Regions from separate parts of the Homo sapiens genome. Here region 1 is linked to region 2. Evidence: chromatin contacts called from ENCODE Hi-C or POLR2A ChIA-PET data. All regions are on one chromosome and are shown on one strand. Each heading gives the region's core, a stretch centred on a gene start or an enhancer-like site at or near the end of the contact. The rest is flanking DNA. Distances are from core to core; before and after follow the strand shown. Region 1 overlaps PLXNC1 (plexin C1). Region 2 overlaps CEP83 (centrosomal protein 83).

Evidence for each region. Hi-C counts contacts between places; a loop is a spot of excess contacts on that map. ChIA-PET counts read pairs that join two places held with the same protein, here RNA polymerase II (POLR2A). Pooled maps may share reads with other maps.
Region 1: a loop to region 2 is called in a pooled map, with 3 times the contacts of the local background. The contact joins two enhancer-like sites. A Hi-C loop is called at or near these places in 11 of 50 pooled maps. POLR2A ChIA-PET finds 5 or more read pairs at or near these places in 6 of 52 experiments (BJ, GM12878, activated CD4-positive, alpha-beta T cell and 2 more).

Annotation. Positions count from the first base shown.
Region 1 is chr12:94,256,262-94,259,544 of GRCh38, reverse strand. PLXNC1 (plexin C1) reads right to left here. Exons shown (of 31, transcript NM_005761.3): 18 at 170-208. Among named protein-coding and RNA genes, the nearest start is that of PLXNC1-AS1, 81 kb to the right of the region's middle. Within about 2 kb of position 1,389, at least 2 of the 41 ENCODE cell types and tissues checked have a DNase peak (open chromatin) inside an H3K27ac peak, as active enhancers do; they include GM12878, where a contact is called at or near this core.
Region 2 is chr12:94,371,208-94,374,646 of GRCh38, reverse strand. The region is part of intron 8 of CEP83 (centrosomal protein 83); the gene reads left to right. Among named protein-coding and RNA genes, the nearest start is that of CEP83, 87 kb to the left of the region's middle. Within about 2 kb of position 1,891, at least 2 of the 41 ENCODE cell types and tissues checked have a DNase peak (open chromatin) inside an H3K27ac peak, as active enhancers do; they include GM12878, where a contact is called at or near this core.

The DNA.
Region 1 (3,283 bases), core at 140-2,639, 110 kb after region 2:
GACCCACAATGGGTTTTCCAAGACAATGAATTATTCAATATTGAATTCATGATCCAAAAAAAACCCACAATAAAAATTCAAAGTAATAATAATAGAGATGATAGTGATGATGATAACACTATGAACATCAGGCAGTCACTGGGCTAAAAATGAAAACGTAGAGACTTACATGCATATCTTCAGTGAAGATGTGGGTGAAGCCACCTGACTGAGAGGAAGGAGACACTTTTATTATTCATAACATCCAAAGGAAATGAAGAGTGTATTTTTGTTATAATACCCAAGTCCGTTTTAATAAAGTAGAGACACTATTTGCTAATCTGAAGCGCCCCTGGGTTTATGGTGGCTGCGTATTCTCTAATACATAATAAATAATTATTCAGCTTTCAAGAAACGCCACTGAATTCCGAAAGCCTCTAAGAATAATAATTATCATGGCATTAGTTCCAGGTTTGGTAGATGAAGGTATCATCCCACGTTTTAGAAGAAGTGATTTAAGAGTTAAAGAAGGGGTCATTGATGAAGATTATGCAAATATCAGACCCCTCTTCAAGCAATTTACCTTCTAAAGATAAAGACTAAATTACGTTGTTAAGTTTTACAAGTCTTACCTAAGTAGCATCTACTGTTTCAATACACAATGATATTGAAAGACAGGGGGTAGTTAAAAGCATAGAATCTGGACCAAACTACTTGGGTTCCAGTCCTGGTTTTAATCACATACTGGTCACATGACGTGGGATGTGTTACCTAACCTCTCTGTGTCTGACTTGCCTCATCTCTGAAATGGGGACAGTAATGGTTCCCACCTCAGAGGTTTAGTGTGAAAATAAAATGGGTGCAGAGTAAGTGCCCTGTGTCAGTTATCATTACTGGTTTTATTCCTAATTTATAGCAAACTAGACCACAATGCTATCACCCCACTGGTTTCTAAATGCTAGGTAGCTCTGGAATATAAAAAGGGTTTATAGTGTATCATCAATCTTATTAAAAATCAATGGTTAAACTTTAAAAGTATGTTAAGCAATACTTTAAGTCCACAGAATGAGACTCTAAACTCAAAACATTCAAGTTTTTCTTCTTTTTTGATAATAATAGAAACTTTGAGCTAATTTTATATCTTGTGAAGTAAATTTCTTCTGTAGAGAATTTTGCTTCATAGTTTCAAATCTGCAAGCCCAAGCAAAAGACCTGAAACTATTTTGGCCATATCCTCCCCTAGTAAAAAGCAAAAAAGCCCCAAAAAAACAAACCAAAAAAACCCCCAGACCCTAGGTTTGCATTTTCTGGTTCTTAATATTTTTCTGCTGAACCAACTTCATGTAAATAGACAGGAGAAACAGGTTGATTCTTAATCGTAAATACGGAAGTGCCGCCCTGGTTCTCTCTGTGTGTTTTTTTGTTTGTTTTGTTTTTTTGAGACGGAGTCTTGCTCTGTCGCCCGGGCAGGAGTGCAGTGGCGCGATCTCGGCTCACGGCAACCTCTGCCTCCCGGGTTCAAGCAATTCTTTATTTTTTTTTGAGACGGAATCTCCCTCTGTCGCCCAGGCTGGAGTGCAGTGGCGTGATCTCGGCTCACTGCAACCTCCGCCTCCCAGGTTCAAGCAATTCTTTTTATTTATTTATTATTTTTTTTGAGACAGAGTCTCGCTCTGTCGCCCAGGCTGGAGTGCAGTGTGGCGCTATCTCGGCTCACTGCAAGCTCCGCCTCCCAGGTTCACACCATTCTCCTGCCTCAGCCTCCCGAGTAGCTGGGACTACAGGCGCCCGCCACCATGCCTGGCTAATTTTTTTGTATTTTTAGTAGAGACGGGGTTTCACTGTGTTAGCCAGGATGGTCTTGATCTCGGGTTCAAGCAATTCTCTGCCTCAGCCTCCCGAGTAGCTGGGATTACAGGTGCACGCCACCATGCCTGGCTAATTGTGTATTTTTAGTACAGACGGGGTTTCACCATGTTGGCCAGGCTGGTCCCTAACTCCTGACCTCAAGTGATCCACCCGCCTCGGCCTCCCAAAGTGCTGGGATTACAGGCTTGAGCCACCGCGCCTGGACCCGTGGCTCTCTGAGTTTTAAGGCTGCTTCCTCCTTTCATTCAAATTTCCCTTTTCTTCAGCTTAGATCCTCTGCCTACCCTTATTTCTTCTCCTACTTTATGCAAAGCAAAGAAGAGTCAATAAAATAAAAAGCAAGGCTTTAAAAGCCAAAACCGACAGGCAGAGCAAAGAACCCTGGCCTCCTTTGAGAACCTACAATCTCCTCTGGATTTTGCCTGTTGCTTTTTTGTAGGTGCTGAACACCCAAATCCTACCCCCACAGCCCCCAACCTCCAGGCCTAGAGGATTCGGCTTCTGATCAATCCATAAAGAGCCTAATTAATACCAGGACTTATCTGCAGCCTGGAATGCATTTAAGTGGCATTGTCTTCTTACGATCTGTTTCCCTGTTCTATCTTTTCTTAATTATTATAAAATCAGTTTTGACTTAGGTCTTCTTGAAAGGGTTCTGACAAATTTATGCATGTTTTTTCCTGGGTTCTCTCCTTTAAACAACTTCTGACTTCAATTTTTATGACTTTCCCAGTTGTTTTTCAAGATTATACACAACACTGAGTTAAATCAGTTTGCCTCCTTTGCAACTATCTCTCTTCTCCTAAAATAAGGTAGCATTGTTCCTGGGATCTTTTTTTTTTTTTTTTTTTTGGAAACACTCAACTTGCAACAGTGTTCCTTTACATTCATTACTCTATCTTGTTCTTGATTACCAAATTTAGAAGATAAGAACATTTCTTTTTTCAGGCCACAGATTATTCAGCACTCAAGGGCAATCATTAACTGTAAAAGCCCACACAGCATTCATGTTGATAGTCAAAAATCTCCGTTATTTTATTGCTTTTAAATTCTTAATGGGGATCTCAGATAGCTCAGAAATAGGACTCGTGATGCAACCTTTGCAGAAGCCCCACACAGTCATCCTGATTCGGGGAATCGAATTCCTTTCCCCAGGCGGTGTTCTGCCATAGAAATGGATGAGGTGGCAAATGGTAGATCTCGGTGCCTCGGTACTCTTGGAGGATAAGTTAAAGGAAACAAACTTCACCAGCACAAAAAGCTGAAGTCTTATTTACAGCCTTCTTGATTTATAACACTAAGGCTTGGACCAAAAAATATGGCAGGTGTTTTATGGAGGCATTCCAACCTCCAGACCCCGCATTACATATCATGGTGTCCTCTTCTAAATTATAGAGAAACTGGAAATTGCTTACTGCATGTGTCTGGGTTTCTG
Region 2 (3,439 bases), core at 642-3,141:
ATATCTGTAAGAACCCTTCCAGCCTACTAAGACTGTGTAAGAACTACTAGGAAATAATTTGATTGCCTCCTGATTAACTGTAAGTAGATTATATATTCAACAGATACACATTGAAAGCTTATAACTATAGAGTATACAAAAAAATAGATACAAAACACAAGTAAATTCAGGATATGGGGAGTTTCCATGCTTTTCTTCCAATTCCAGTATAAATTATTTTCAATTTTGTGAAATAATATTGAGTACGTAGTATTTGCAGCACATTGTTCTTGACCTGAGTAGCCAGACTACACTGCTGGAATAATTGGAACCACAGATGTCGCAATAGGACATGGGATGTGCTGGCTTCTGCTGTGGCTTCTCTCTTGGGGGGGCCACCAAGTATAATACTTTTCATGCAGTACATTTTACCTGAGCTCCCTAGCTCACCTGTGTGCTGACCCTGATTTTTCTTCTTTTTTTCCATATATATATACTCTTCCCTATTGCTCTTTCCTCTTAGAGTTAGAGCCTAGGTGATTTCTCCTACTCCGCTGAAGAAAGAACAGCAATCTAGTATAGTATTTATTTCTCTGTGCTTGTTTATTAATACACATTGCTAAGAGTTGCCTGTCTTTTTAAAGGCACACTTGCCTTATTTTGCATATAAATGGAGTATTAAATACCATCCTTCAACTTTAAACAAACCAAGTTTCATTTGAAGTCTTGTATGTAAAGATTCCATTGGAAGGGTAGATTTTAAAATAATATTTCAAACATGACTGCCACAGTTTTCTTTGCAACTTGAAGTTTTCATCAACATTTTGCAATTCTAGCAAATGGTTGTTTGCAGTGCAAAGGAACACCTGGGGTGTGTTTGTCTTAGTTACTCAAATTCATAAATGTTTGTCAGATTTTAGAACAAAGTTATGTCAGTGTGAGTATCAGTGTCTTGGATTAAAAGGTATTACCAAAGATGGCCTGAAAATGATGACCTTAAAGAGATTTCACATTCAGTGAGGTAAATTCTTCTAGTTCCCTCATAAGGTTTTTCATTTTCAGAATGCCAATAAAAGGTAGTTTTAAGAAAGCCACCCAACAGAGTTGTCCTTATTTACCTAAATTAATTGGGTAATTACATCTCAGAACTTTGAAAAAGATCAAGATTTAAGTACCATCTCTTTGGAATCTGTATCCAGAGCTTCTTAGGTAATACATATTGTCAATTATATTTCCATTTCTTGCTTATTTATGCTGTGCTCTTGTGTGTCTTTCTGTGAGTATGTGTACTTTAACAGATACTGACCCCCTGTAAAATGCCCAGTTTTGCCAGTTTTGACATTTATTAAAGTTTTGTTAGTAATATCTGAATACTTCCATTGTGTCAAAACATAAAGCAAATTCACAACATAAAGGCCAGAATCTATATGGCAAACATTCTGTGAAGAACAGGGTGACTTGGTCCAGTGGAGCTTTAGGAGACCATGAATTGCTTGAAATTTTATGCAACATTTTAACATGAGCATTTTATTTAAAAAAAAAATCCCTAATTTTCCTAGGATTTGGGACTTGATCACAAAGAAGATTAAGAACCAAGGATCTAGGGGCAGAAAGAAACTTTACTGTAACATTTGGAATTTGGTTCAGATTACTCATAGAAAAGTGCTATTATTTGTCATTACTGGGTAATACATTTTCATACGTTAAGTAAAATTCCTTTTAGTATATTTTTAGGAAATTAACAGTGTTCATATAAGTGATGCATCAGTGATGTTAGGATAATAGAAATAAGGCAATAAAGAAAAACTTTAGATCCATAAATGAGTACATTTGAATGCAGAGAGGACAGGTAAATTGCTTGAGCATATACCACTGGTTTAACAGCAAAAGTAGGCCTGAAGACAGACCTCACTTGTTGCTTGACTTCCTATTCGGTGTTCTTTCAGTTTCAATAATTGTAGTTTAGTTAAAAATGTCGTCTCATTTCAGTAAATTTCAGGGTGAAATGAATAAGAAATAAGTTTTTGTAGATCTTTTACCATGAGATGAATCAACTTCCTATGAAATAAGATGGCTCTAATTTTCCACCTCATGCAGCTATAGTATGTTTGTTAATGAAATGCTGTGTCATTCTTAACCTTTTACAGTTAGTATATAATAGCAGGTTATAATTACATTTGTCATAGTGATTGGATTTTCTTTGTAATCATATTTCTTCAAAATTTTAAAGTATTTATAATTTAAATTCTATCTGTCCATGAAATTATAATGTAGTAAAATCCAATCTACAGAAAGTTTAAGTATTAAAACAAATTATCAGCTGTTGTCATGTAAACATCATTTTATAAAACTTGCTTTTATAGAAAATAACTTCCAAAAGGAAATTAAAACCACAGGCCAGGTGTGGTGGCTTAACGCCTGTAATCCCAGCACTTTGGAAGGCCGAGGCGGATGGATCACGAGGTCAGGAGTTCAAGACCAGCCTGGCCAAGATGGTGAAACCCCATCTCTACTAAAAATACAAAATTTAGCCAGGTGTGGTGGTGCATGCCTGTAATCCTAGCTACTCAGGAGGCTGAGGCAGAGAATTTGCTTGAACCCAGGAGACAGAGGTTGCAGTAAGCTGAGATTAAGCCACTGTACTCCAGCCTGGGCGACAGAGCGAGACTCTGTCTCAGAAAATAAATAAATAAAAATGCAAAACTGATGTCAGCACAGGGTCACCATTTTATGTACGGTCATTTAAAAATCTACGAGTTAATTTGGAGGGATGTCTTATTGTAGTTACCAGTACATAAGGCAGTACTCACTTTTCTGTTTATTTCCTTTGGATGAGGATTTTGCATGAAACTATTCCTTGAAACGTTTTCAGGACCTTTTGTTGATGGAATATCTTCCAATAAGACACTTCTATTTCTTATCCTTGCCCTCTTTGGCTCTAGGACCTTTTTTTGATTTGTGTCTGACTCCCAACTCCAGTATTTATGGGGTTTTATTGGACTCTTAAGTAAATTGTCTTTTATTTTCCTGTTTCTGCCATCTCACATTTTCTGTATTTGATGTGTATGTATTTGTAGTTTCCTACTCTGATTCCATACTTTTATATATTTGGATAATATATCAGAAAATGGGTTAATCTAACCTTTGTGTTTGTATTGATTAAATCCTTATTATATGACTATATCTAATTTTAGAAGCTCCTTACCAAAGAGAAGGGCTATGGAAAATGAATTTATATGATTTATACTTGTTCCTGCCCCCAATCCCCTACCTAATACTTGTGCACATGCGCACACAGACACAGTCTATACACATTACACTATTTTGTCACCAGATTCAATTGATTCTTCCTTCCCCCCTCCGTTTATTCATTTCTTGCCTCTTAATTGATTTATTTACCTTCAGTTTCTTAAGCCAACAGATTCGCATTAGTTAATTGTGCCACCTTCAACAGCTAACC